4 separate regions of the Homo sapiens genome follow, and regions 1, 2 and 4 are each linked to region 3. A link is a loop called in an ENCODE intact Hi-C map of the cell type or tissue named here. Cell type or tissue: GM12878. All regions are shown on one strand. Each heading gives the region's core, and the rest is flanking DNA. Links, peaks and the distances in the headings are about the cores only. Region 1 has its middle 130 kb from the start of LINC00158. Region 2 overlaps LINC01692 (long intergenic non-protein coding RNA 1692). Region 3 has its middle 250 kb from the start of LINC00158. Region 4 overlaps LINC01692 (long intergenic non-protein coding RNA 1692).

Region 1 (7,681 bases), core at 1,464-6,463, 120 kb after region 3:
AACACAACTAAAAACATTTTGGAGTTTAACTGTCCTAAACCAGAATAAGAGTACATGTTGGGCTTCTTTCTCAGGCATAGTTTCTGTAACTATATACCTGTTTTTTCACAAATATAGAAAAAAATACTTTAAGAGTCCTGGTTGACAAAATGCTTTTAAAAATATTTTAAGAGCCCTGGCTTACGTCATCAGTAATATCCTCCCTTTCTCATATTAAAACAGTGCATCCAAAGTCTGCCATTTCCTTAGCAAGGCTGGGAAAATAATCTTTAACAATGTGCCAAGATGAAAAGAAGTGTGGTTATTTTTGTTACTTCTTTCACCAGAAGAAAAAGGAGAAGAAAGAGGAGGAGGATGAAAATGAGGAGGAGTAGGAAAATGCTGCATTTTGTAGCAAATTGTAAATGTTATATTTACAAACCACATATCACTTTATATTCCGGGATAGAGAGCAGTTGTCGCTGAGGGATTTCTGGAAATATGGGCTAAATCCCAAGAGTGGCTCTGGAAAATACTGGGAAGACAGCAGATGAAAATTACTACTGTGAGGAGAATGTAAATGACACTGTGAAAATGCCAGATGTAGACAGACATATCCTCTACTGAAGAGCATCTGCCTGGGGAGAAGACAGGGAGCTTCATTTGAGCACAGTGAGGCAGCTATAAGCACTCATAGCCACTTCTCCTTCCAGCTGGCCTTACTGAGAAAAACTCAAGACTGAACTCCACTGAACCATCTGCATCCACCCAAATGAATAGCAGGAAGACTAACTCCATGCAGGAGCCCCTGGGCTTTCATGGTCCACATTCATAAATCCCAAGGATTCAGAGCAGCATTCTTTAATGTAATGGAGAAAATACTATTCTCAAACATACTCAACAATAATGTTGTAAAACATATGGCTAATGAATGCATTGTCCTGATTATCTACAGGAACTTGTAAGACTGTTCTTCAGGTAGCCTTGGACAGACCCAGTTCTCCCCATTTTCTCACTTGCAGTTCTCAAGAATAACCATAGAATGTGCAAGGAATGCAACATCTTGAGGTAGAAAGGAACTGGCCAGAACATCCTGGGCTCTGTTCCAGTCCCCTACCCTTGAACAGGATGTCCTTCGATGCCTTATCACAGCAAGTCACGTGACCCTGAAGTGTATAATCCTGCAAAGGGAGCTTTTCAGGCTTCCTCATGTGCAATGCAAGCAGGGCATATGTACTCAAGACTCCACCCATCCCAGGCAGCTTTCCTGAGCCTTGAGCGACTGACTCTCAATGAGTCCTTGGTTTCTGTTATCCCTTGCTGCCCATCTGTAAGTAATAAACTGGCTTCATGCATCTTGTTGCATATAAGAACGTTTTGTCTCACTGGACTCGAACAAGTTGTTAGCCAGTGCACAGTGGACCTGCTTCACAGAATGCGAAGAGTCCAAGGCTTGGGGGTGATGTTTAGGTTGTAACAAAGCCACAAAGCACAGGTGATTGTCCATGGCAATAAAGACTATGTCTTAACATTTTACAGCTGTTACAGACATAAATTGGAAGAGAATCTATATCTGACCCTTTAAGGGGCACCTATGTGAAGTCATTTGCTGCTGAGGGCAGCTTTATACTTTAACCAAAAAGTCAAAGAAAATTCATCATTTCCTTTTGATTTCTGGAGCCAACATCGTTCTCCTACTCAGATGCTCTTCCCAGAAGACATCATCTGTAACTTGTGATCTGTGAACTGTACGTGACAGGCAAACTGAATTCTCTTTAGAATTATCTCTTTTCAGACGGGAAGATCAGTAATGACCAAATGAGTACCGGTTTGTTGCAAGAAGCACCCTGCTACCTCACCCTAATGATTAAATTTGTAATTTTTCCTTGTCTGTGGCCACTAACTATTCATAATTCTGAACCATATTTTTAGAATAATTTCTATAGTGGAATTATTTTATTGCCAGTTGTTGTTTTGTTGATTTTGGCCCACAGAAGCAGATCATAGTGGAAGAGAGAATGCCACCTGAGGCAGGACCCAGTCCAAGACAAACTAGAATGTTTACTTAAGACCTGGCATAAACTAGAATGTTTACTTAAAACACTCCATTATTTTTTGTTTGTTTTTTGTTTGTTTTTGAGATTGAGTCTCACCCTGTCAAGAAACGACAGATGCTGGCAAGGTTGAGGAGAAATAGGAAAGCTTTTACACTGTTGGTGGGAGTGTAAATTAGTTCAACCATTGTGGAAGACAATGTGGTGATTCCTCAAAGATTTAGAACCAGAAATACCACTTGACCCAGCAATCCCATTATTGGGTATATATCCAAAGGAATATAAATCATTCCATTATAAAGACACATGCACGCATATGTTCATTGCAGCACTACTCACAATAGCAAAGACATGGAATCAATCCAAATGCCCATCAGTGATAGACTGGATAAAGAAAATATGGTACATATACACAATGGAATACTATGCAGCCATAAAAAGGACCAAGATCATGTCTTTTGCAGGGACATGGATGAAGCTAGAAGCCACTATCCTCAGCAAACTAACACAGGAACAGAAAGCCGAACACCACATGTTCTCACTTATAAGTGGGAGCTGAACAATGAGAACATATGGACACAAGGAGGGGAACACCACACACTGGGGCCTATCAGGGAAGCAGGGATAAAAGCATTAGAGAAAAGAATGAAATGCATGCTGGGCTTAATACCTAGGTGATGAGTTGATAGGTGCAGCAAACCACCATGCCACATGTTTACCTGCGTAACAAACCTGCACATCTTGTACATGTACCCCCGAACTTTAAAAAAGTAAAGTAAAATAAAATAAAACACTCCATTAGCATGGAATTCAACAAGCTGAGGATTTTCAAGAGACAATTATAATACAAAAGAGATGGAAAAGCTATGTTGTATCTCTACTGTTCAGTAATCACCAGAGGCACCCAAAGACAGAAGCTGATCCCTCACTATGACGCTTAAAATGGTCCACAACTCAACCCTCTAGTCACTCCTGACATGAACATTAGCCAGACCAGTCTTTGCACAATTCCTCAAGTTCCCCTGTGGTAGGATGGCAACTACTTATTCCCCACTCCTGATTTTGCCTTCCACATGAAGGGAACTTTTCTAGCTACAAGAAGCCTAGCCTTTCCTCACCCTTTTACTCATTCCGTTTCCTTACAATAAGGAATAATGTATTGATTGCTGAGATTAGAAGGAGTAATCAGTGAGCCACAGTCCAGCTCCTTTCTGCTACCTGCAGAACACATACTTTTTCCTCTTTTATCCCATACCTTAAATTTCAAAGGGCCCTGCCCCTATGTGAAGTGGTAGTGGAGTGGACTGGGATGGAGTGGGAACACTTATCTTTGCTGACTCATTTGGGGATTTTAGTTTTAGAAAACCCTTGACCACACAAGGGACATTTTGTTCCTCTGTGCCTTACTGCTGTCTTACTTTTCAGTTGGGTCAGAACACACAGAAGAAGTAGGGATGCTATTTTGAGGTCACCTCAAAGACCACAGGACTATATTTGTTCACAACTTCTTGTTCCAGGAGTTTCTGCCATCTGGAAGGTACTTCCTCATTCTTTTCACCTTTTCCAAATGTATGCACCATTCAAGCTATTTTTCAAGTCTTAACTTCAACCACAAAATGTTCCACAAAGCAGCTGTGATATTTAAATAATGTAATATGTGTGAAAGCATTGTGTCTGGGGCAGTAGGTATATACTAGGTGTGACTTTTCTTTTTCCTTCTTAGTCACTCAAGTCTATGTTAATCTTCACCATACACTGCTGGTTTGAGTACCAAGAGGTGCAAATATCTAGAAATCAGTGAGATGTTATATCTAAAGAGCCATAAAATTAACCATGCCCTTTGAGCCAAAGTTCCACTTCTGAGAATGTATGCTGACTTAAAGCTGAAACTGGCAAATATTTATACCCCAAGATATATGTTATATTGTGATCAATAAGAATGACTAAGTAAATTGTGGCATCGACATATAATGGATTATTTCGCAACATTTAAGATTACACTAGCAAGTTTCTAAAGATAACACAAAGTATTTCTATACTTCTGCATGATCTTACCTCAGTGGTAATCATTCCCTCTCCTGAAAAATAATAAGAGCTTTATTTTTCACTCTCTTTTCTGTGTCATTCTTCAACATTATACTTTAAGAGGATTTTTTCACTATTTTCTATCATGATAATCATCATCGTTATCATCTGAAAACACAAAACCATATGTGCTGATTTTACAGGTGTTGCAGTATGAGGATATTCTCTGGAAGTTTACAATACAAAATATGCAACCACATCACACAGTAAAAACTCAATATGTATTCGTGAAGTAGTTGAGTGAATGACCTGGACTAATGTATGTATTAATAATAAAGGTACAGGTATCAAGTTCATATGTATGTACTACCTGAGTAAATAAATGAATGATTAGTGAATCATCTCTACTGTCTAATTATATATCAATCATTCATTTTGTTTTTCACTTTATTCCAGGAGATGCTAATTGCCTGTCCATTTCCCCAGTACTTCTCATATGTTCATTTTTGAAACAGGAAATAACCACTCACGATGCCCTCGGCAACATTGACTCTAAAGTATGAAATAGAACACAATTTCAAAATGAAGCACGATGCCCTCGGCAACATTGACTCTAAAGTATGAAATAGAACACAATTTCAAAATGAAGCAGGCAATTAGGAAAGTACCAGGTTATGACCATAAATAACATTCATTCTCCCACTTCAGTATAGCTGCACCACACCATTAATATACACAAAGTGCAAAAAGTGTTCTCTCCTTATTGCTTCCTGCAATTGGATCTGATGGATCATTTACCTTCAAAAACTTTATGTAAGTCTGTTCTCAAGTCAAGGTTTTAGATAACCAGTTTTTTTCTTTTTTTAGACAGAGTTCACATAGACAAAATAATCGCCCCCAAGTAGCTAAGTCTCAGATGTATTATGAGACAGATATTAAGAAACTAACGTATAAGTATTAAAATACTGAATAAGTGAATCAAATTTGCCATGAATCTCCCTGTTTAAAAAATGTCAACACTTTTATGATTCACTTTAACTGTAGTGGTATCAAGTTGGCATTCCTCTTAGATGCTCTTACTCCTCTCTCATATTACTGTAAGTGACTGATGATATGTATCAAGAATCAGACCATGTTGTTAAAAACACACACACAAGTACGATAATAAATTTTATCTTTTTGTAACTGTGAAATACTATTTTTTAATCTTTTTTTGTTTTTTGTTTTTTGTTTTGAGACAGAGTCTTGCTCTGTTCCCTAGGCTGGAGTGCAATGGCATAGTCTTGGCTCCCTGCAACCTCCGCCTCCTGGGTCTATTTTTTAATCTTACTTGAACCTCGTTATGTTATTAACCTCCCTTTCAAATCTAAGAAAGTATCTTTAAAATGGTATATTGACCATGAACAATATGCAAATGCTAAGGCCTATATGATGTTGTCTGGAGTCCCCTGCTGTCATGCAGATGTCACAGTGATTGGCTTCCTGCTCCCAGGTCAGATTTGCTCTACCCTGAGGCTAATCTGTCCTTGTTACTTCACACACTGTCCTGTGTAGAACCACATTCTTCATTAACATCTAATTTCCTAGAAAATTTTTTTTCCGATAAAGAGCACTTCCTGGAAGATCGGGGCACCCGAATGAGCCGGCATTTTCTACATCTTCAGGGCTTTGTAAAGCTTAAGATAACTGACAAATAGCCTTAAATGTTTGTTGCTGAATTACAAGAAAATTTAGTGTGCATGAAGAACGGTTTCCAGATTTTAATCCATGCATTAATCCATTAAAACACCTTCGACTTCTGAGGCCCCTTTAAAATATGAGGAGCTGACTGAGAATTGTGAATTGCATGCATATTCTAAACTTTAAAAAAGCTATTGACAAGATTTTCTTGGTGGATAATTTTTCCATGACTGCATCATTCTTTCCAAAGCAGAAACATGTTTAGGTTAGCATTTTTAATACTAAGTATTAGACCCTGAACATTTTATTTGTACCATTTATATGGTATTCTGGACTTACTGTGTCTTTGAGGAATTTGTGCTTCAAGAAGAGTGGGCTGAAACAGAAAAATATCACCTTCGAAATAAGACTGATACTAACCAAATTCATGGAAGGATATGTAAGCCAGATGCCAACTTGATCATTTGCATTGAGAATTTCAACTACTAAGGAAAGCAAATTCTCATATCCACTATGTAGTATATTGTTTACCTGTGTGCATAAATATCTACCCTGAAAGACAAACTGTTATCAAAAGATTGCTTGGTGAGTATGGACACAGAGAAATTAGAATGAGCTGTGTGATCTTTATGTTGATTTCCTCAGGCATTGACCACCAAATGTAACTTTTCATAGGCAGATTCTTGGGTTTTTGAGTCAGAGTCTTCTTTCTGACTCAAATATTAGAGGCATACTGAAAAGTTATTATTGTGTTTTACTTTCAAAATCAGTTCTCGATTTTCTTTCAAATAGAGAATAATGCAATGTATTAAATTTTGGGTATTTTTAATTTGTTGGTTTGGTTGAGGTTTAATTTTTATAGATCTTCTCAGACTAAATACATTCTTGATGTACCTTGAAACACTGTATCTTTTTATTAGTAATTATTTTGGAATTTTTCTATAGATGGTTGAATTTTTGTATTGTATCAGTAGTTCTTAATTGATTTTATATCTCAGATACCCTTGAAGATATAATAAAATTACAGATCATTTTCCCAGAAAAACAAATATAGTAAATGCATACAAAATTTTGCATACTCCTTAAGTGTTTGATAGGGATACAAAAGTTAATTCATGTACTGCACATTTGTCGAACTTGAGCTACTTTATCTGTCCAGACCATATCATACTTATACTTCCTATTTTCAGAATGAGACAAAATTTTAGAGACACAAAAAGGCAAACATGCAACTCAACTTTTACATAATTTGCCAAATGCAGTGCCAGGCCAATGCCTGGATGTCATCTGAAGGCAGCAGATTCGGTCAGAGAAGGTGCCAGGCCTAAGCTGCAGAGCTGGCTTTGAGGATGGGGGTGAGCAAGCAACAGAGGATTTTATCTGCAATTGGTCTTAATCCTCTGAATAAAGCATAAGTTTTGGTCTTGATAACTCATGTACCTTAGGGATCTATGGACCAGGAAGGGCAGATTTCACTCAATTTTATATAAAAATAGAAGCAAACAGATGTAATCTCCAAACAGAGTTCCTATTAAAGACAGTCAGTAGACAGTATATGTTCTCTTTCCCTGTTGTAGTAATACAGCCTGTTTTTGGAAAGAACACAAAAAACTTGATTCACTTTGTTTAGGAAAAATAAGCAATAGTTACATCCCATTTTCTTCCCAGAAAATGGTGGTTTCAGTCCTAGGAGATATTCTAAGGTCTTCACAATAGCTGCTACTTTTCTTAATTTCACACAGAGTAGGCATAATTTCAAGTTTGGGAAATACCTTATTGTCATCCTTATCCTTCATTTTACTCTTTATTAAAAAAACAGTAATATGTACATATGGTGTGTTATTTCCAAATGGATAAAATAATAGCTCTCAGATGCTTCATATAATTCAATGAAGTAATAATAAAATATATATTTCTCTTAAATAGAACAACACAAGCCTTGG
Region 2 (7,681 bases), core at 1,440-6,439, 280 kb before region 3:
AGTGAAGTTGGAATTGCAGATAAAGATTTCAGTTGCTCCCACCAACATAGTAATTTAAGCTAATTGGCACCCTATACTTCTTGTCTTAGTTGAGGGTTCTGTAACAAAAATACCATAGACTGGATAGCTAAACAACAAGCATGTATTTCTCACAGTTGTAGAGGCTGAGAAGTCCAAGATCAAGGTGCCACCAGATCCAGTGTCTGGTGAGAGCCCTCCTTCTGGTTGCACATGGCTGTCTTCTTGCTGCATCCTTACATGGTAGAGAGGGGAGAGCAAGAGCAAACATGTGTCTCTTCTTATAGGGGCACTAATGTTACTAATGAGGGTTCCACCCTCGTAGCCCAATTACGTCTCAAAGGCACCACCTCCCAAAATCATCACATTGGGGTTTATGATTTCAACATTTGATTTTTTGGGGGTGATGCAAACATTCAGCCCATAGGACTTTTCCTATTTCTATTCTTATCAGGCACTATGGCAAGTTGTAGATTTGTAAATCCCCTGTTAATAAAGAGATCTCTCTAACTGAATTCTCACACTTGTGCCTTGGTTTGTTATTTCAAAACACTAAAAATTTTTTGCATTACTTAGTAGCAGATATGTTTCAATCAAAAATACATAGGAAAAATAATAAGACAGTCAACTGTTTTATTTTTCAAAGGTAGGGGAGGCATTTTATTTTATTTTTTAAACTTTCCTAACCCTATTTATTACATAAATAGGAGAATTTATGAATTTCTTATGAAAACAAGACTAGAAGAGACTAAAGTGAAGACATCGAGCCTCCTCACTGGCTGACGTTTATTGTTGAGAAAAGTTTAAGCCCCTTCATATCTTCCACATCTCCCATAACTTCTATTTTGGCATAATGCTAAAAGAGTATTCTATATATTTAAATATAATGAAGGCTATAGTATATTCAAAAGTTGGATTACATTGACTAGTCAATTCAAACAACCATTAATGGTTGTCAGTCAATGTAATCCAACTTTTGAATGTGCTATAGCCTTCATTATATTGCATTAAATGCAGCTTAAACTTCCTGAGCAGTTTAAGCACTTTAAGCTACACTGCTAATCTGTTATAATAGACTAATGCAATGTTCCATTGTTTGTGTTCATTCTGAGTCTGCAAATTTAGTCCTTTCAATTCACTCTTTTTTTAATATTATTTTATTATATTTTTATTTATTTTTTATTTTACTTTAAGCTCTGGGGTACAAGTGCAGAACGTGCAGGTTTATTACATAGGTATACATGTGCCATGGTGGTTTGCGGCACCCATCAACCCATCATCTACATTAGGTATTTCTCCTAATGCTATCCCTCCCCAGCCCCCCACCCACTAACAAGCCCTGGTGTTGATGTTCCCCTCCCTGTGTCCATGTGTTCTAATTGTTCAACTCCCACTTTTGAATGAGAACACATGGTGTTTGGTTTTCTGTTCTTGTGTTAGTTCGCTGAGAATGATGGTTTCCAGCTTCATCCATGTCCCTGCAAAGGACATGAACTCATCCTTTTTTATGGCTGCATAGTATTCCATGGTGTATATGTGCCACATTTTCTTTATCCAGTCTATCACTGATGGGCATTTGGGTTGTTATCAAGTCTTTGATATTGTGAACAGTGCCACAGTAAACATATGTGTGCATGTGTCTTTATAATAGAATTATTTATTTTAATTTGAGATGGAGTCTTGCTCTGCTGCCCAGGCTGGAGCACAGTGGCATGATCTCAGCTCACTGCAACTTTTGCTTCCCAGGTTCAAATAATTCTCCTGCCTCAGCCTTCCAAATAGCTAGGATTACAGGTGCCCACCACCAAAGCCAGCTAATTTTTTGTATTTTTAGTAGAGACAGAACTTCACCATGTTGGCCAGGCTGGTCTCGAACTTCCAGCCTCAGGTGATCCACCCACCTCGGCCTCCCAAAGTTATGATTACAGGCATGAGCCACTGTGCCTGGCCTCAATTCACTCTCTTAACCAGAAAAATCAGTCAAATATTAGATTATTCCACAGTTAAATTATAATTAAAATAATCTGAGCAACTTAATCATCAACATTCTTTTATTTCTTAATATATATATTTTAAATTTCCTAACTAAAATGTATTGATTTAGTATTTTTTAAAAAAGTGTTTTTAGTATTCATATTTTGTACAAGTGCATGGCACATACGTAAATTTAAGAAATATTAAACTTATTAAGATAACAAGAATTTCAAGTACTTATTTTTTATGTTTCCAACACCACTTCTTTTTTTATTTTTTATTTTAAGCTGTTTATCATGTTAGGGCTAATGAGCATGCAGTATAATATGCTTACATATTATTTATGTAATTCTAGAATTACCTATTTTGATGACAATGCTAAATTCTTATGCCTCTTTTTTTTAATTACTACTGATAGCACAGTTAGATTTTCTACTCTCAATTTTATAAAAGTGGAAAAATATAATATTCATTTATATTTTAGGTAAAAATTTGAAAATCTATAATTTTAACAATTATTTTCCATAACCTAAATGTGACTGTATGTTTTGAATATGTATAAACAGTGAATATTTATTTTAATAAATACTGTTTTGCAGTCCATGTAAACCATGCAGAAGCAAATTTATTTGGGACTGATTACAGACTTTAATAGCTCATCTCATGAGGACATAAGCAGATCAAATTAAAGTATTAATAATACTCTGACACAATTGATTTGATACTCCAGGCGAAAATATTATCATGGATCACAGTGCAGGAAAACATGGTATTGGTTATTCTAGGTAAATAAAGGGTAGGAAATTTATTATACTTTTTTTATTTTGACCCCATGAGGTAAGATTTGGTCTTAAATGCTACATGATCATAGCATGAACCCAACAGCTTAGAATTTCTAAGCCATCCTAAAATTGCTTTAGTGACGTTTAGTAAACAAATATTTTTGGATGTTTCTTTTTACCAGGCAATATGCTGGGCATGGGGAATATGAAGATGACAGAAGTACACATTATCCCAGTTTATTAGTTTATGTTTACTGTTTGTTTTATATGTTATGAAAGAAAACAAATGAATAGAAAATTCAAATAAACAGAGAAAACAAATAGTGGGTAATGTGCACATGTTTACTTTAGAAAGGTGACTGGAACTGGCTTTTCTGTGGAAGCAATATTGAATGGGAGATTTAAAAATCAAGAAGAATGGCCAGGTGCAGTGGCTCACACCTATAATACCAGCACTTTGGGAGGCTGAGGCAGGTGGATCACATGAGATCAGGAGTTTGAGACCAGCCTAACCAACAAAACGAAACCTCATCTCTACTAAAAATGCAAAAATTAGCTGGGCTTGGTGGTGAGCACCTGTAATCCCAGCTACTCAGGAGGCTGAGGCGGGAGAATTGCTTAAACCCAGGAAGCGGAAGTTTCAGTGAGCGGAGATGGCACCATTGCACTCCAGCCCTGGGGGCAAGAGCAAAACTCCATCTCAAAAAGAAAAAAAATCAAGAAAAAGATAGTTATAGGAACCACAGGGGGAAGAGCAGTCCAGAAAAGTGTGGTAGCCCTTGGTTAATGTGAAGAAATTAAGAGAAGTTCAGTTTAGCTTCAGAGTATATCACATTGGATGATATCGAAGACAGACATGAATTCATATTTTATTTCAAGTAATAAGCAAACGTTGGCCCTTCATAAACATAAAAGATAAATTGTGCAATTTATATTTTTGAAAAGTCATTCAGTTTGCTGTGTTGATATTGCAGAGTTATATAAAAAGTGGGAAGACCCTTTCCGTGGCTGTAACAGTAAGATAACAGAGCTGATGGTGGCTTTCACTAGGGGAGTGGAGATGAAATTTGTGAGGACTCAGGGAGAACAACTGTGATAGTAATAGTGATTGTAATATATAGTGGCCAAGGGTATTTACAACAGGAATTATAATGTTGCGTAATGGAATCTAGGTTAGACAAAAGAAAAAAGGAATGCCAAAAGATACTAAATCATCATGAAAATAGCATGAGAATAATGGCCTAAAACTTACAATGAAATTAAATAATTGAGATATTGAGATTTTTAAGCAAGTATTATGGAAGATAAGAGGTTGCAGTTGGGAAACAAACTTCTAGAAATAAAATTCCAAAGGTAGCCCAAAATCTGAAGATGATACATCCAGCAGGGGGCTGTCTTAGTCCATTTGAGCTGCTGTAACAAAATGCCTTAGACTGGGTCATTTGTAAACAGCAGAAATGTATTGTTCACATTCTGGTGGCTGGAAAGTGTAAGATCAAGTTGCCAGCAGACACAGTGTCTGTTGAGGGCTTGCTCTCTCCTTCACAGTTGGCACCATCTTGCTGCATCCTCACACGGTGGAAGGGACAAACAGGGTTTCTCAAGCATCTTTTACAAGACCACTAATTCCAGTCATGCCCTCATCACCTCCTAAAGCCTCCACCTCTTAACACTGTCACAATGGCTATTACATTTCAACATAAGAATCTGTGGGGCACACCAACATTCAAACCTTAACAGTGTCCATGGCAGTGGATAGATAGGTAACTTGGAGGGGAAGGAAAGATAAATGATAACAAGACAGACTGAGGCAGTAGAGTGTTAGATAGTTAAGCTCTGCAGAGGTGGAATTCAAAGTGATTAATGACAGGCATTCAGGGAAAGGGGAACAAAGTCTTTAGTGAATTAGATGAAGTTAATAGAAGTTAAAAAATAGAGTCTGGACTTTTAAATATAATTGTTGAGCTTTAAAAGCAATCCAGAAGTTGAAGCTATAAACAAAGCTACAATTATTCATTAAAGTACTATAAAACAAAGCAATCTTCTCATCTCAAATGTAGAGATAATTATATTTGATTTGAAATTACATAAATTGAATTTCAACCTTAGCATGATAAAGCCCTTTGAGAGTCTTAGAAAGAAGCTGCTACATATATACAACTTATTACCATTAGAAAAGCAACTTGACCCTGAAATCTGTGCTTGGAATGCATTTTATTTTTCTAATTTATTATTTTAAGAGCAGTTGTAATACAAAATACAATTCCGTTTAAATAGATATATAGTATAGTATGACTTCAGATTTGTTTATTGTGCTTTATTATATAAGTAAAAGAAAAAATAATGTTTTCCTTAACAAAGCAATAAATTTATTGTGCAAAGGCAAAGATTGCTTCAGTTTGAATTTCTTGCCAAACCAGATAATTAGAACATACAAACAAGGGCTGATTTTTTTTCGCAGAATATAAAGACTGATATAAGGAGACATGCATTATTGGAAAGGCAATTATACATCAAGAGTTTGTCCAAAAGAGAAGATGCATCTGGCGTTTCTAATTTGATATATGAGTAATCTGAGATTGAATTTATCACAGAAAAACCTGTAATCATAGGACCTTTAGAAAGATCAAATTATGGGTGATCAGAAAGCATTAGCATCACCTGTGAATCAGGAATGCTTCTGCTCTAAGGAAAAGCCTCTTGATTCAAAACTTTTTCAATTTTTTTACCCCAGTTTTTTCTTACCACAGTTTCCATCAGTCTGGCACAAGAAATCTTTGGCTTAAAAAACAAATAGCAGGATAAGAAAATCTTAAAGTGCAAACTCTAAACACAATGCATAAATAAAGTTCGATATATTTAAAATATTTTTAATTTTCTTTGAGTTCCCTCCTAAATACTGGCTATATTTCTTTGGGTTCCTTCCTAAATGTGAGTATCAGCTAACATTATAAAACAAAACATGTAATTAAAAATTTGGTTTCATTGCTAATTATCCATTCCTAGAATTCTAGGCTGAAAGACAGTGCTTAGTTTTAATATTCGAGTAAGGTATTTCTAAAAAACATTATGCATCTGGAACAGTGGTTTCTAAAGTCCAGGGTTATTTCCACAGACTTACATTCTTAGCAGAGAAGTTTAGTTATTTATTGACATGGTAAATTATTGAGCTCTGAATTTTTGTTTCCTCTTCTCTGTGGAGGTAGATGAAGTTAGATGAAGCAAAAGATGATTTCTACCACTCTGTATTCTTTGGATTCCAGTGATGTAACTTAACTCAAAAACTTATAAAAGCAAATGAAGTCCATTGTACAAATGTGCAATGGAAATATTAAGACTTTGGTTGAAAGTTTGATTAAAATAAAACTGACATCATATAATTCTAACAGTGCTATCGAAGCCATGCATCTGATAGCATTGCTGCTTTAATTCATAATTTATAAGAATGAGGAAGAGCTGGCTAACATGTCTGCATCTGTCAACCTTAATGTGTTATGATTACTAAAAATCTGTAATTAAGTGAAGAACTGCTAGTCTTTTTTTGTGTTTGCGGACAGATCTTAAACAAATAAAATTCTATGGAAGTGATTTGACAGAGCCTAGGAAAGAGGAGGAATGCTATAGCATTAAGAGCTCATCCTCTGAGTTAGATAAACTATGTGTTCGTTCTGTCTTTCCCACTTATAGGGGTGTAATTTTCAGAAATTCAGCTGGTTCCCCTAAGCCTCATATTTGTTTGTAAAATATTATTATTAAATGAATAGAGTTTTGATAATTAAGTACATGTTATATATAAAACACTTAATGACCTTCATGTAGTTGACCTCAGTATATTACATGTACATATACATAATACATGTATGCATATGTGTGTTTATATGTATACTTGTAAATGTTTTCTTATTATTAGATAGATACTCAAAATGGATTTTGCTCAGAGAATTTACATCACAAATATTATTGTACTCTATAGCTTCTTCCATTAAAAAGGCATGTGCAAAATTCAAGTTCATAAAACCATTTCTTAAGTAGCAGGAAAATCACCATCTCCACTATATTCTATTTTAAAATTTTCAGAAAAATCAGTTGACATTAAGATGGTGTATTAGTCTGTTTTTACACAGAGCTGCCTGAAACTGGGTAATTTATAAAGAAAAAAGGTTTAATTAACTCACAGTTTCACATGGATGGGGAGGCCTCAGGAAACTTACAATCATGGCAGAAGGTGAAGCAGGCACATATTACAGGGTGGCAGGTGAGAGAGAGAGAGAGAGAGAGACGGAAAGAGAGAGAGAGAGACAGACAGAGAGACAGACAGACAGAGAGACAGACAGAGAGACAGAAAGAGGAAACCACTGCTGATGAAACCATCAGATCTCATGAGAACTCACTCACTCTCACAAGAACAGCATGGGGGGAAACCACCTCCATGATCCAAACATCCCCCACAGGTCCCTCCCGAGACAGGTGGAGACTACAGTTTAGATGGCAATTCAAGATGAAATTTGGGGTGTGGACACAGCCAAACCATATCAGATGGTAAAAGAGATTTCATTTGCCATGTAAATACATCACAAATGTAATCTTCTACCTTTTTGTGTCTACTTTGCTGCATGTCATTCACTCATTTATCTATCCCTTGGTCACTACAAAATATAGAAGTGCCTACTAAACCACATTGAATTACTCTCAGTGTGATTTTTAAAATATGCTCTAATATTGCTTTAATCAGACTGTCTCAATAACCATAGCAGCTCATTGTACAGCTGTTAGATAAAAAGAGTTTTACTTAATTGCCTTGAAGTTTACTTGATTTTGGAACTGTACATATCTGAGTCACTGATAATGTTCTAGAAATGGTTTCTGCAAATTTGCAGATTAACAGACCGTTTCTATGGATTACTTAT
Region 3 (7,681 bases), core at 1,349-6,348:
CCATGACTCTTGCCCACTAAGGTTGGAATAGGGGAAGAGGAGCCCATTTGTGGTATAATGAATCTGTTCAGCCCAGATATCAGTTGACTTTGTAGGGCTTAACAGACATCTAAGTGTTATGGCCATGGGGCAGATAAATAAAAGGCCCAGACACCAGCAGAGAGGTCTGCCCTGTAGATACTAATATGCTCAAGCCCTTAATGAATAAATAGTAACTGGACATTTTCAGGGTTCAAATAACCATGAGAAGACAAAATTGGCCCTAACTGAAAGCTTAAGCATTATGAATTTTGGTCATGTTCACTTACTATCTGCAAATGAAACACATAGATATTAAAACCTACCTAGTCACATAAATGGAGAAAATAATACAATACCATAACTATAGAGAAGAAACAACAAAGAGGTGCTTTATAATGCTTCAATATGCAAATGCACATTTTTAAGAAAATACTAGTGAATAATATTTATTCTCTACATAGGACATGGTGAGCACGGCATCTACAGACTTAATAAATCATGGTTTATAAATGATTTTGATTCCACAAGGAACACCGCCTCTGGGAACATAACTTTTCAAAATGGTAAGAAATTCTTGAGTAAACTTCTTAATTATACCATATACACTCTTTGTCAAGTACCACAGTTGTTTCAATGCTGGAAATTTCAGGGCATATGAAAATGACACAAGTAAACAAAAAAAATGCTTTGTTTATATTTAAAACAAAAAGGTCACTTATTTATAATTAGGTTTAGCATCCCCTTCCCTGTCACTTACGTGTATATCAGGCAGGACATTTGAAAGTTACATGAAACCTGGGCAAGTTCTTCACTGTACCAGTCTCTACAAGGGTTTTGAAAGATGTATCATCTCTGGTCCATTCTTGTTAATAAAGCTGATAGCCCAACACCTCAAATGTGACAACTAAAAGCACTACATTTCTAAAATATTCCATAGGGAGCGTTGAAGTGAACTAAATATGGCCTAAGAAGGACTCCGTACTTCTGTAGTTGAGTCCTTTTGGAGGAACTGCAACCTAGCTTAATAGGTAGATAAGACTGAAAACCTAATTTAGGAGTATGTGTTTGTAACAATAGCTGAGACTTGGCCAATTCCAGTGGCGATATTTCAACCATTCATACACTGCTGAGTGTTCAAACTGTGTTCGAATAAGGCAAACGCCAACCTGTAACCAATCCAGCTGCTCTGTACCTCACTTCCAATTCCTATATGGCATTTCCCTTTTTTTGTCTGTAATTCTTCTTCCACCATGTGGCTGTGCTGAAGTCTCTGTGAATCTGCTGTGAATCTGCTGTGGGCTGCCTGATTCACGAATCATTGGTTGCTCAATTAAACTCCTTTAAATTTAATTCACCTGCAGTTTTTCTTTTATCAGGAGAAACTCCAATGCTGATTTAGAACAGAAAATAGAAGCATGGAGCTTTCTAAGGAAACAGAGAACAAATAACCAGAATGATAGGAGGGGGAAAAAAAAATCCCTAAATTTAGTACAACTATTTTTTTTTTTTTTTTTTTTGAGACAGAGTTTCGCTCTGTTGCTCAGGCTAGAGTGCAGTGGTGCGATCTCAGCTCAGTGCAACCTCCACTTCCCGGATTCAAGCTATTCTCCTGCCTCAGCCTCCTGAGTACCTGGAACTACAGGTGCCCACCATCATGCCTGGCTAATTTTTGTATTTTTAGTAGAGACAGGGTTTCACCATGTTGGCCAGACTGGTCTCGAACTCCTGACCTCAGGTAATCCACTGGCCTCAGCCTCCCAAAGTGCAACTATCTCATTTTTTATCTGACACCTAAGCAGCGCTTAACAGCACTAAATCTGGCAACATGTTGATCATGGAGTTACTACGGAGGGGAATCCAAAGTCATCTTCAAACCAAAACCTTCCAGGAAAATAAGTTTATAAGTTATAAGTTGTCAGTATGACGACATTGAAAATGTTTCCCTTGGCGAAGAGAGTGTTAGTAGGAACACAGGACTGATTTCTGGGAGCTGAAGAATGATAATGCAAACACAAGTTCCAGCGATCGGCCAGATGCAAGCACAGGTTTATTAACTTAATTTGATGTTTGTTTTGTAGGCTGCTTTGTTTCATGCCTTAGATGAGAAAGACTTGAACATGTATAAATGAAGCAAGGCATGAGTGGACAGAGAGAAGTTAAATATGCAGAAGACAGTTAAGTGTTTTTTTACCTGACAAAGAGGAAGACGGAGGAAACCTTTTCACAGTGGGATTTGCTCCATGCTGCCCAAGGGAAAATCTGATTTACATGTAGATGCAAGTAAGTTCTTGGTTTTGGCACCAGGAGACTCAGAGGTTGTCTTCCATAGGCTGGCATTTCTCCAGTGATGTCAGAGAGGCTGGGATCAAAGGGAACCAGACAGGAAGTGGAAGGATCTGAAATATAAAAAGAGAGCACGTTTGAAGTAGTTGCGGTGCGGTGGATAATGGGAAAAGCTGCACAGACAAATTTTATTTTTAAAATGGGGGGTAGATAGCTATCTAAACTGATAAGTAGCATTTATTAGAAGATTTTTATACATGTTGAATATTGAAGATAAGTGTTCTGAAAAACATACAGTTCCAGTAAAGGAACATAAAATAATATTTCCTGACAACTTTGAGGGAAAGATTGGTTAATGCCACAGGAATTGCTCGGATTTTGGAGAAGAACATGGACTACAACAGAGGGCCATTTTCTGTGTGTAAAACAAAATGCTGCTTGCTTGCTTGCTTTTTTTCTTTCTTTTTTTTTTCTTTTTTTGAGACCAACTCTTGCTCTGTGGCCCAGGCTGGAGTGCAATGGTGCAATTTCGGCTCACTGCAATCTCTACCTCCTGGGTTTAAGTGATTCTTCTGCCTCAGGCTCCTGAGTAGCTGGGACTATAGGTGTGTGTAACACTCCCAACTAATTTTTGTATTTTTAGTATAGGTGGAGTTTCACCATGTTTGCCAGGCTGGTCTCAAAATCCTGACCTCAAATGATCCACCCACCTCAACCTCCCAAAGTGCTGGGATGACAAGTGTGAGCCACCTCTCTCGGTCACTTCTTGCTTTCAAAGCAAGAACTTAGCACCTGCTTTAAACCTACACACTGTATATTCAGTCAGGTAATAAGTCACTAATAAGGTTTAGTTCTTCTATTTGTACCTATCATTGTAAGTTGTTTCAAGATGCCCTCAAAAAGAGAAGGAAAATACTCAGACCACTTTGCAAGAGGTCGAGTTTTAGGAGTTCAACACAAAGTTAACCAAATGGACTCCATCATGTTTGCAAAAGACTTTCCAGTATTAATAAAATATAACATCATTATAAGTAAAGATTCCTACTGGGATGATATCAGGAACACAGAGAGGCTACCTCTTTGTTTTGTTGCAGAAATGAGGGAGGAAATCAAGAGGAGGAAAGGAATTATATCCCAGTGCCATCTGAAGGGTGATTATTTCAAGGCTTCTGAAATAATTCAAGAGCTTAAGTACTTCCTCCTTTTTGGAAACCTGAGTAGTTGTAGTTTAAACCTTCATTCTTTCCCTAATAGAGATGAGGAATTAGTAGCTCTGGAAAATTGGATTTAAGAAACATTTAGATACCTATTTGGTGCTGTGGGGACACTAAAATGAAAAGCCACAAAACAGCTCACCAGCAAGCTCTAGAGAATGACTCATTTGTATGTAGTTGGGATACAAAACAGGGATCACAGCATAGGGGCTGAAAGCCCTTGACTCATATCTAGAATTTAATTCTGGTCTTATGATTTATTAACCGTGTCACTAACTTTGCATAAGTTACTCTTCCAGGCTTTAGTTCTCTTTTCTGTCAGTACATGTGAGAAACTACAAAGTGTCTATAATGATGCTTATCACGCATGAAATGAGTAACAAATGGAAAATGGAAGCTATTGTTAAGTGATGTGGAGGTCAATTTAAACTGAAAGATGTTAAAGTATAGAGAAAAAGGCCTTTATTTTCCCCAACGCACACTTTTATTTCAGGCCAGATTCAAAATCCAAAGTCATCTTCAAACCAAAACCTTCCAGGAAAATAAGTTTATAAGTTATAAGTTGTCACTATGACCACATTGAAAATGTTTCCCTTGGCGAAGGTCATCTGTGGAGAGAGGCTTTCATTTTGGGAGCTACATATATTAGATTTTGCTATCAGAAAATTCCCCACCTCCAAACATCTAAATTACATCAGCTATAATCTGATTACTCTTGAATTTACTTCAACAGCACCAAAAATCATGTTCTATCTTTAGGGCTTATATCACTGCCATGACAAATACCACTGAAAATAATAATAATTGTTCCTCTGGGCTTCGCAACCCTCTTACAACAGCTGTTTTTGGGTTAATGACCCAATATGAAACATTCCATTCTAAATAAACCCATAAAAATACATTTACCACCTCAGCAAACCTTTAAAATGCATGGGCCCTGATTTAAAACACCAAAATAAAGAGTAAAGTTTAGTTTTCTTTAACCTCTAACTTAATAACCCTGAGTATATCTGGAGTATATTTTACATAGCTTCTAATTTTATCAAGTTTTATGTAAAACCTAAGCAACTTATAACAAATCATCACTCCTTCTTTGTCGTCCTATACTCTTAGTTGATGTTAAGAAAAGCACAAAATTTGTGGGGGTTGAGTCAAATTAAGATCGTATACAACTAATGGATCTATTACATATTATAAAAATTATCTTTAAAGCCTCTTGCTACAGACAGGAATTATAACCCTCATTTTATTCCAGAGACCTAAGGTCCCAGAAGCAGTGAATGACAGAGCTAGAATGTAGGTCTGATTCCTTTAGACTTTTCACTTCCCCCAGTCCCTCTCCCAGTCAGGAAATATAAGGGCCCACCAGCCCCAGTATTTCTCTGCTAGGATTTTTAAAAAAATAGATTTCATTGATTTTTTTAAAAATCTATGAAAGAACAAGATGTCTCAGAAAAAACAGGATTCACTCTACCTTTGACCTACCCTCCTTCAAGGCTCTCTCGTCCAGCGTTCATATGCTCCCACCCCCAGAATGGGAGAAAACAGCAGTATCTTTGAATCTGTTAATAATATTCATAGCTGCCATTCCTGACATATGTGGAAGCCAGAATATGTCTATAATAAGTATAGCAAATTGCATAATAATATATATGTATAATATCAATTTTGGAAGAAAAAGTGTGTGTATTATTTGTACAAGCATAGTTTAAAGTGTAGTTTCTGCAGAAAAAATAAAATTTGCGATGGGAGAAGACCTTAGTTTTTTACTTTATGCAATTCAAGCATAAGTTGTTTTTATAAGAAATGCATATCACTTTCATAATAAAAGAAAAATAACCAAAAGAAGTAATGGTGTAAAAATCTGTATCGTGGCTATCTTTGGGGGGAATGAGAGATTGGAGTAATATTTGAGAAGGGTCATGAGGAGAGCTTGTGTGGGTAATATTGATATTTTAATTTTTTCTTTTTCTTTTTTTCTTCAGAGACAGGGTCTCAGCCTGACACCCAAGCTGGAGTGCAGTGGTGGGCTCATCACTAATTGCAGCCTCTATCTCTGGGGCTCAAGCCATCCTCTCACCTCAGCCACCCAGAGTAGCTAAGACCACAGGCATGTGCCACCACGCTCAGCTAATTTTATTTTATTTTATTTTTTAGAGACAGGGTCTCACCATATTGCCCAGGCTGGTCTAGAACTCCTAGGCCCAAGAGATTCTGCCCCCTTGGCCGTCCAAAATGCCAGGATTACAGACATGAGCCACCGTGCCTGGCCAATATTTTAACTTTTGATCTAGGTAGTGGTTACTTGGCTCATTGGTTCATAATACTTTTTTGATTTTCACATCTTTCTTTTGTATCATTTTAATCAAACTGCTTTTAAAAAGAGTCACCAAAATCAATTACCAACATGTTCAGGTTAATTATACGTTTGGATTTTACTCCTGTTTCCCAGTGTAATTGTTGATAATGCTGACTTGTGCTCCCTAAAGTTTTCTCATTTGGACAATAAATTACATGGTTTTCTATAAGTAGCCTACAAGCATTGTAGTATTTTTAAAGCTGAAATAAACCTTAGAGGTCAACTAGGGCCCAGTGGTTTCCAAAATGTTGCCAAGAAAGCATTCTGAAATGTGTGGTAAGGTTTTTGGTTGTCCCAATGCCTAGAAAGACTATGGGTATTTAGCATAGGGTAGCCAATGGTGCTTATTTCTCTACAGTATGATAGAACTACACAAAGGAATGTGATCTTAGTCTTGTTTTAAAGAAAAAAAAAACCCTGAAATCCAAAATGTTAACTGAATTGCCTAAGAGCACATTCTTAATAAAGAGTAGATCCCATGACTAAAACCTTAGGTTCTTGCCTTATCTACCAGCCTTCTTAGGCACTACGCCAAAACCAAAAAGCTGTTGCTCCATCTTTCCTTTCTTCCTTCCCTTTTGTCTTCATCCTTTTCTCATTTGACTTTCAAACTAAAAATGTGGGTTTTTTAACCTACAAAATAAAGGCAATACCTTTCAACTTTTACTTATAAGTGGTAGAAGATTCAATTTAGCATCAGAAAGCAGGGAATTGTTTATTAGCCAGCTGCAATAAGTAATTTGGGGGTAAATCATTCTGAAATACATATTAAAGTCATAAAATTGCATTTCTTCTCACCCTTCTCTTCTCCCTCCAGGTTTTCCTCCCTCACCATGAAGTTCAGTTGCCTATCCCCCAGAATACAGGATACAACATCTGTGGTGGCTTCTACTGAGATTTATTTTCTACATTTTCATTAAAATAGCAACTGAATTGACTCAATAAAATGTTGCTTATCCTAATAAAGCCCTTTAGAGCCTTGCAAATTTGCATTTAATACTCTTTAGTGTCATTACAGCATTAATAATCTGTGCCTAAAGAGCAATAAAAAAAAAAAACCTTTATACTTTGTATTTAATAGAGGTAGCTTCATAACCCTTCATTTTCATGTGACTCGGATCTTAACGTACCTTAAATGGAATCTCTGACTTAGGCTGAGTAAATCTGAGACTTCTTATAATCTATTGGTCCTCCCTGTATTTCCCAGTCATGAAAAATAACACAGATACATTGCAAGCACCACAGTATGAGCCTTAAGCATCTCCTTAAGAATTAATGATTTCTGATTTACTCAAAGTCTTCTCATTGCTAATGGATCTGAGACAGGAAGAGAATAAAAAGAAATGGAGGTGGAGAAGTAAGGGTAATAAGTTTGCACAAATCATCTGCTTCTTGTGGAGAAATTTTTCACTGCTAACAACTGTACTGAAGGCATTGTGCAGTTAGCTGGAAGGCGTGAAAATAAACTGATAAACAGGAGACCAGCAGGTATGATCTAGGGGACTCACATGTCCCAATGTTTTTATTTATTTTTCCTTCAAGTCATTGCCAAAAAATCACATCCAGCAACAATTTGTGTCTTTTTTGGTATCTGAACACAATCTGATGGGAGAATCATTTTTATTTTTCCATTGTGTTCGAGATCCATTTTGAAAAAAAAAATCAATGAGAGAAGGTGAAAGAGTATTGGAAACTGAGAGATCCACTAGTGGAAAGACACAGGCTGGGCACCCCGCATTTTCCAGGAAGTGCATCTGCTGTGCTACGGTAATAGTTCTTTTGAGCCCTGTCTGGGCTCAAACTA
Region 4 (7,681 bases), core at 860-5,859, 220 kb before region 3:
AGCATGGTGAAATTGACATCAATGTCTTTGACGGAGAAAAGTAGACTTTTAAGTTTTTCTTCATTAGTTCTCTAATATTCCACTCATGTTTAGGGCACCAGTTATTGGATTCTTGCATCTTATGCAGTGAAACTGTCTTTTAAAATTAATACTGTAGCTCTATAGTTTACTAGCTATTCATTGTGTGTATAAGTAGTGCAGGAGAAATGAATGTAGAATGAAGCTAGGCTAGTTTTTCCTCTTACCCGTTTAATAAACAAATGTTGGGGAAAATATGGTCAAATATGAAAACTGTAGTGAATGAAAGATATTGAACCCAGGAACATGATATGCAAAAAATATGTAAGAATAGGGTTTCATAGAAAATATTTTACCCATTTCCATTCTCCTATCTGAAACATAGTAAGTATGTATTAGGAAATTTAGCCTTTCATTAAAAGCTTATGTTGGAATTTTGTTCAACTTAGCCAAGCATGTCTAATTAGCATTCCCGAAAGTTGATTGGTGCGGTGTAGTAGTTAGAGTTGCCTGCTGCAGAGTCTATCTCTAACTGTCTCAGACAGCTTCAATCCTGGCTATTCCATACATATGCTGACTAAGTGTTTGGGATTCAACTCTAGAAATTTATCAACTTTTTATTTTGTAGATTTCAGGTAGAAATACAGGTCAATAGTTTAAGATGTTAGTTGGCACTTTTATATTTTAAGGCCAATGAATATATAGTTCTTTTAATGTCCTCCAATTTACTTCCAATTTATTTTTACTTATACATTCCAGAGCCATATAAAAAATATCCTAACCTTTTACTCTTTTTTTTAAAGTATTATTTGTTTGATATTGCCCAGATGGCAAAGAGTTTTAAGCAATTTTTCACATGTTTTTGCCTACATTTTCAAATGATGTGTCAAAATGACAGAAATTTTGATGGCACTTTATTGTACTGTGATATATTACACTTAATGTTTCTATTTTCACTTAAAATTAATGATGCACATTGAAGCCCACACATTCTCTTTTAGCTAATTCATAATTTCATTCAATTTGGGGTTTTTAATTAATAAGTCTTTTTTACTTAAGCTTATTTCTTCACTTTTTAAATGATTTTATTTACGATTTGAGAAATGATGACTTCGGACCTGATATATTTATTTGGGTCAATGTCATTGGTATTTTCTATTAAAAAAGCATATTTTAATAGGCAATGTTTTCATATTTACTATTTGTGACTATAATTTAAATTTCAAATTCTTATCAAAATATTCTAGTTTGTGATAATCTCATCAATATGTAGCATGATTAATTTGCTACGTATATTCATTTCTGCATTTTATTATGGGTTTTTTGGTTACATATTTCTTTAGTCACCTCCAAATATTTAATATTATGCTTACCTAAATTTTTAAATCAGCTTTGTTCAGCCATAATTTTAGAATAAAATGTACCAATTTTTGGTATAAAATTCAACATATGTATGGTCAGTAATACTAGCAAAATAGCTTCGTCACCCCCAAAATTGTACTACTTAGCTCTTTCCTGTCAATTAGCTTTCCCTACCTCCCTGAAACTGGCAAACTCTATTCTTTCTAAAATAATAGTTTTGCCTTGTAAAAAATATTTTTACATAAACAAAACCATATAGTTTGCAGCCATTTGTGTTTCACTTCTTTCACTTCCTATAATGCTTTTGAAATTTAACCATGTTGATATTTATATTTGTTCATCTCTTTTTATCACTGGTAACATTCCATTGAATGGTAGCTTAGCCCGTTTGGGCTGCTATAAAAAAAATACTCTAAACTGGCTTGCTTATAAACAAGAGAAGTTTATTTCTCACTGTTCTAGGGCTGGAAATCCAAGATCAAGGTGTCTGCAGATTGGTGTCTACTAAGGGCTCACTTCCTAAACAGCTGCTTTTTCACTATAACCTCACATGGTTGAAGATGTAAGGATCTCCCTAGACCCTGTTTTACAAGGGCACTAATCCCATTCACAAGAGCTCTGCCTAAACACCTAGTAACCTCCCGATGGATCAGTTTCCTAATACCATCACCTTGGGAGTGAGGATTTCAACATATGAATCTTAGGGACACATGAACATTAAGATAATAGCAGGTTAGGGCCCGGCACGGTGCTCACGCCTGTAATCCCAGCACTTTGGGAGGGTGGATCACAAGGCGGGTGGATCACGAGGTGGGTGGATCATGAGATCAGGAGATCAAGACCATCCTGGCCAACATAGTGAAACCCCGTCTCTACTAAAAATACAAAAAATTAGCTGGGCATTGTGTCGCGTGCCTGTAATCCCAGCTACTTGGGAGACTGAGGCAGGGGAATCACTTGAACCTGGGAAGCAGAGATTACAGTGAGCCAAGATTGCGCCACTGCACTCCAGCCTGGGCGACAGAGCGAGACTCCATCTCAAAAAAAAAAAAAAAAAGAAGATAATAGCAGGTTAGTTCACTACAATTTGTCTAGCCATTCATCAGCTGAAGAACACTGTTTTCTTTCCTATTTGATCATATTAAAATATACCCCAACAGACAGGCAAGATGAACTCTTCATGGCTAACATGAGGCACAACCAAACAGAATCAAAGGGTCATGGCAGGGTGAGGAGCTGGTCACATATCCCTGTGTTACTCAGTACTGTCACGAAATTTTCTTTCCTGTAATTAAGCAGAAACCAGTTCCTAAAGAGCCTTGTCAAAACAACTACAGCTAGAGTGTCCCCTCTGACCCTCACAAGCTCAGCTGACACCTGGAACCTCCTAATTGAAAGACTTGTAGTTTCTATTGAAAGACTATCCAACCCAGGCTTTGCCCCTTATCCTACTGTTTCCCCTCCGGTTCTGCAGTCCCATCACAAATTCTGATTAGACAGGGTATTGGTCCTTCAAACATTCTTTCCTGATACACAACCACAAACCTCAAGCCAGTTTCGGCCGCCTTACACAGGATGTACACAAAATGCTTTGAACTCTGTAGTTCACCTTTTAATGTAGTCAGCTAAACTCCCCCTCATTTTAATACTAAAACTCAACCACAAAGTGAACATAGAGTGTATGTTACATATCTGTTTACCCATTGTGCATGTGCCTGACTTCCCTCATAAATATACATAGATTTTCCCCAAACCCGCTGAAAACGTATGACCCAATTATGCAAAACAGACCATGTAAGGCATAAACATCAGCCTCACCCTACCCTCTTTAGAGAACACATTTCACTTACACTGAAGGCTTTGCTTCCCCAGTTTGCAGATTTTTTTTTAATATAGAAATTAAAGCTACTCCTTTTCCCTCTGCAAATCTCATGACTTTTGTTAACATTTCTTTGGGGACAACGATGGGATCAGAAGTGGCCCCCAAGCTCCTTCCCAGCCACATCTGGAACAACACCTGATGCCTACAAGAGTCCCTTGAACTCAGTTATCTTCTGGCTGCTTTCTAGGATTTAAGATCTCCCATTTTTAGGTTGAAGCCTTGAAAACTTTTCTTCAGGAAGCCAGTTCATTAGGCTCTATCAGCCCTGTGGGGTCCACTCACATTTTGTAGGGTACACTTGCAATTTGTGGGTACACTCGTGCTTCCTGGGGTGTGCTCACATTTCAGGTTTTGCTGTAATGCTCACACTAAGGGTATCAGAAGGGACACCTTTGTCAGGTCCCTGCAATGAGTAATCCATGTCCCGAGGGGATGGTCTCTGACCAGCTGCCTTCAGGTACCCAGGTAAGCTTTACATTTAAAAACTATAGGGAAAATTCCTGCACCTTAAGGCTTTGGATAAACTCAACCTGAGAAAGTTTAAAGCCATGCCAAGACATTTTCTGGGACTCTGATTGGTAACATGTTTAAACATTATAGGGATCATTCAAACCACCTGTTGTTTTAAAACTAGAATAAAAGATTGCTGCTATAAAATTTTACATTTTAAACAAGATATGCTTATCGCATTGATATCTTGAGGCTAGGAAACAAAGAACCATTCAGGACTCAAAGACTGCCTTGCTACAAAATACTGTCTCAAAGCTAACTAAAACTTTTTTTCCTTTCCAGAGCTCCCCCTCCTTCTTTTGACAATTCTGTCTCTTTATCTTTCTGTGAGCTAAACTCTCTTTATCCAAAACTCCTCACTATTCTGACATACTATTTAGAAAAAACACTTAAAAACCCACAAAGATATAATTCCCATGTAAAGACCCCCTTCTTATGCTCAACAGAATGGCAACATTCTTACCTTAAGGGCAAAGAATTGAGTCCAAAATCTGCTGCATAGACTTTGTTAAAATAAATTTTATTTATATATATATATATATATATATATTTGTTCTCTTTACATAATTCAGTTAGATTTTCACAGTTAACTATTATTTGTCCAATTCAGTATATTGATAACTGCCTCAAATTGTTTTACCCAAAAGTAACCTGTTAGTAGTAGCTCAGTAGTAGCCTATAAAAGCCCTGCTAATATTTGTTGGTTTTTCCTTTCTGTGTTTCATCTGAATAATTTACATTTCTATGTATTTATATTTATTGATATTTTATTCTACAGTTTCTAATCTTCTGTTAATATCTTCCAATGTATTTTTTATTTCAGATAGTGTATTTTATCTCTAAAAATTCAATTTAATTCTTTTCACATCTTACTACTCATTATTTTTATACATTTTAAAAATATGAATTATACATCTAATAGATGTTTTAGTGTTCTTTTCTGCTAATTCTATAATACCTTACATTTGAAAGCCTATTTCTGTTTATTGATTTTTCTCTGTTATGGATTATATTTTTCTACTTCCTTTCATGCCTGTCAATTTTTGTTTGGGTGTTGGGCATGGTAGAATTTATGTTTTTGTTTTCTGAATGTTTTTTGTAGTCCTTTAAATATTGTCGGGCTTTGCATTAGATCACAGTTAAGATACCTGGGACCAGTTGGATCCTTTTCAACAACTGCTTCTAAGTTAGAATTGTTAATTTGTTAGGATGATCAAAAAAATCACTCAGTATAGAACTCTTCTGAGGAGTTACAAGCATTATTTCTCTTCAATACTTGTTTTCTTCACCTAAGACAATGCTGTCTCATGCAGGCAAATTTCAGTATTGGGATAAAAAGAAGAGGTTTTCCTCATTGCAAATATCCAGGGCTGTCAATCTCTCTACTCTCCAAATTTTTTCTTATAAATTTTAACTACCTTGGTCTTCTGAACTCCAAATGTCTCCTCAACTCAGCAGGACCACTAATCTCTGTTCAGTTCTCTGTGTTTTGTATTTAAGCGTAGGAACTCTATTAAAGCAGTAAGCTGAGGCAATGATGGGGCTTAACTCATTTGTTTTCTCTTATTCAGGAATCACTTTCCTGTACTGCATATTTCCGTTGTTCAATATAAAAACAAAAATGAAAGCATAACAACAAAAACCGTTGTTTCATATATTTTGTTTGGTTTTCTATTATTTTAAGATTGGAAAATAAATCTGGTTTTCTTCACTGTAAGCAAAAGTCAGATTTTTTTAAAACTTATTAAAAATATTTATTTCTCTAATTCCAAATTTGTTATAGAGTTGTTTCATTTCTATTCATACCGAGAGTCTGAATATCCTAAAGGTTAAGACACCAAATCGCCTGGGTGTAAATCTCTGCTTTGACAATTACCTCTTAGGTGACCTTGAAAAGCCTCCTTGGCCAGGCTCATGCCTATAATCTCAGCACTTTGGCAGGCCAAGATGGGTGGATCAACTGAGGTCAGGAGTTCAAGACCAGCCTGGCCAACATGGTAAAACCCTGTCTCTACTAAAAAAAATAACAGAAATTAGCTGGGTGTGGCAGTATGCACCTGTAGTCCCAGCTACTGGGGAGGCTGAGGCAGGAGAATTGCTTTTACCTGGGAGGTGGAGGTTGCAGTGAGCCGAGATCATGCCTCTGCACTCCAGCCTGGGCAATAGAGTGAGACCCTGTCTTAAAAAAGAAAAAAAAAAAAAAAAACAAAGAAAAGAAAAGGCTTCTTAATACCTTTGTGTCTCAATTTCCCCACAAGAATAGCTCTTCATAGAGTTGTTGAAGGGATTAAGTTAGTTAATATAGAAAAAGCACTAAAAGCCATTTCTATCATATATTAAGATATTATTATCTCTAGTTCTGCTATCTAGTCATGTACTTATACATAAAGAAATTAGAAGGCTGGGCACGGTGGCTCAAGCCTGTAATCCCAGCACTTTGAGAGGCCCAGACGGGCGGATCACCTGAGGTCAGGAGTTCCAGACCAGCCTGACCAACATGGACAAACCCTGTCTCTACTAAAAATACAGAATTAGCCAGGCATGGTGGCACATGCCTGTAATCCCAGTTACTTGGGAAGCTGTGGCAGGAGAATGGCTTGAACCTGGGAGGCGGAGATTGCAGTGAGCCAAGATCGCGCCGTTGCACTCCAGCCTGGGCAACAAGAGCGAAACTCCGTCTCAAAAAAAAAAGAAAGAAATTAGAACCAATTTTTAGTACCATCATATTTGTGGACACATTTTATATTTTACTTTGTCATTTTTACGTTCATTTTAATACATTCCTTTGTTATTTTAAATATGAAGAGGCTCACTAATCTTATGCCTCTATTTTCATAACATTTGAATTCATTACATACATAACATCTAAGGAAACCAACTTATACATTTGACCTCAATGAATCCTCATAATAGTTCTATGAGATTAAAACCAGTGATAGCTACACTATGCTGATTTGGGGAATAAAGTTAGAGAAGTTCAGTGATGTCCCCAAGGTCAAACAGCTGTCTCCTGAACACTGGAATACAAACCCAATTCCCTGTGATTCTAGAACCTTATCTGTTAGTGACTATGTGACTACCTCTATTAAATATCATTATAAGTAGGATAAACACAATTTCAGTTTTCCTTCGCAGAGTTCTGCTTCATGCCTGCCTTGCAGACTGATTTTTATTTAATAGTGCCCATGGTCACTCACAAAAAGCCAAATTTGAATGATAAATTATATATTCACTGTTATATACATAACAGGTATTACTGACTGATGAGATTTATAATGAGCAGCTAAAACCTAGAGAGTGATTTATACAGTTAAAGGAGGTGACGTCTCTAATGTCATTTTCCTATGCTTCAGTGATTTTATCACTTTGACTTTTAGAGAAAAATGACATGACACTTCACAGAGATTTGTTAAAATTTAGCAGTTAGTTATTCAGCCTTTCCCATTCTGCTGGTAGTTACAAAATAAGGTAGATATTGAAGGACAGAGGTTAAATGCAGGAAGTGTATCTTGTCAGATGCCCAACACTCCATTCTTGCCTCCTCAGCCCTACTCAGATAAAAATAGAATAATTAAACTTTTAGGAAGAATCTGTAATCTAGTGGCTCTTTAGGGGATGGAAATGTGGGACAAGAAGGAGAATAAGAGAGAGAAATGAGTAAAACAGATATGAAAGAGAAATGAAGAGCCAACAATTTTTTTTTTTTTTTTTTGAGATGGAGTCTCGTTCTGTCACCCAGGCTGGAGTGCAGTGGCACGATCTCCGCTCACTGCAACCTCCATCTCCCGGGGTCAAGCAATTCTCCTGCCTCAGCCTCTGGGGTAGCTGGGATTACAAGCGCACACCACCACGCCCGGCTAATTTTTGTATTTTTAGTAGAGACAGGGTTTCTTCATGTTGGCCATGATG

What was found. Hi-C counts contacts between places; a loop is a spot of excess contacts. Peaks named below come from ENCODE experiments on the same cell type or tissue, not always from the same donor. Only the 100,000 strongest peaks of a DNase experiment are listed, where the experiment ranks them.
Region 1: a loop joins it to region 3, with 5 times the contacts of the local background. A loop is called at or near these places in 1 of 110 quality-filtered maps.
Region 2: it touches region 3 in a loop (4-fold over the local background); 1 of 110 quality-filtered maps calls a loop at or near these places.
Region 4: it touches region 3 in a loop (2.7-fold over the local background); 1 of 110 quality-filtered maps calls a loop at or near these places.

Annotation. Positions count from the first base shown.
Region 1 is chr21:25,295,279-25,302,959 of GRCh38, forward strand. No RefSeq gene overlaps it. Among named protein-coding and RNA genes, the nearest start is that of LINC00158, 130 kb to the right of the region's middle. RefSeq lists an enhancer at 3,620-3,669. In GM12878, for the core only: no CTCF peak of the experiment used is centred there; a DNase peak (open chromatin) is centred at 3,593; H3K27ac peaks cover 1,086 bases.
Region 2 is chr21:24,892,162-24,899,842 of GRCh38, forward strand. The region is part of intron 2 of LINC01692 (long intergenic non-protein coding RNA 1692); the gene reads left to right. Among named protein-coding and RNA genes, the nearest start is that of LINC01692, 55 kb to the left of the region's middle. In GM12878, for the core only: a CTCF peak has its summit at 4,182 (motif pointing right); a DNase peak (open chromatin) is centred at 4,310.
Region 3 is chr21:25,173,029-25,180,709 of GRCh38, forward strand. No RefSeq gene overlaps it. Among named protein-coding and RNA genes, the nearest start is that of LINC00158, 250 kb to the right of the region's middle. In GM12878, for the core only: no CTCF peak of the experiment used is centred there; DNase peaks (open chromatin) are centred at 3,164 and 3,753; H3K27ac peaks cover 609 bases.
Region 4 is chr21:24,952,794-24,960,474 of GRCh38, forward strand. The region is part of intron 2 of LINC01692 (long intergenic non-protein coding RNA 1692); the gene reads left to right. Among named protein-coding and RNA genes, the nearest start is that of LINC01692, 120 kb to the left of the region's middle. RefSeq lists an enhancer at 2,736-2,785. In GM12878, for the core only: no CTCF peak of the experiment used is centred there; a DNase peak (open chromatin) is centred at 2,958.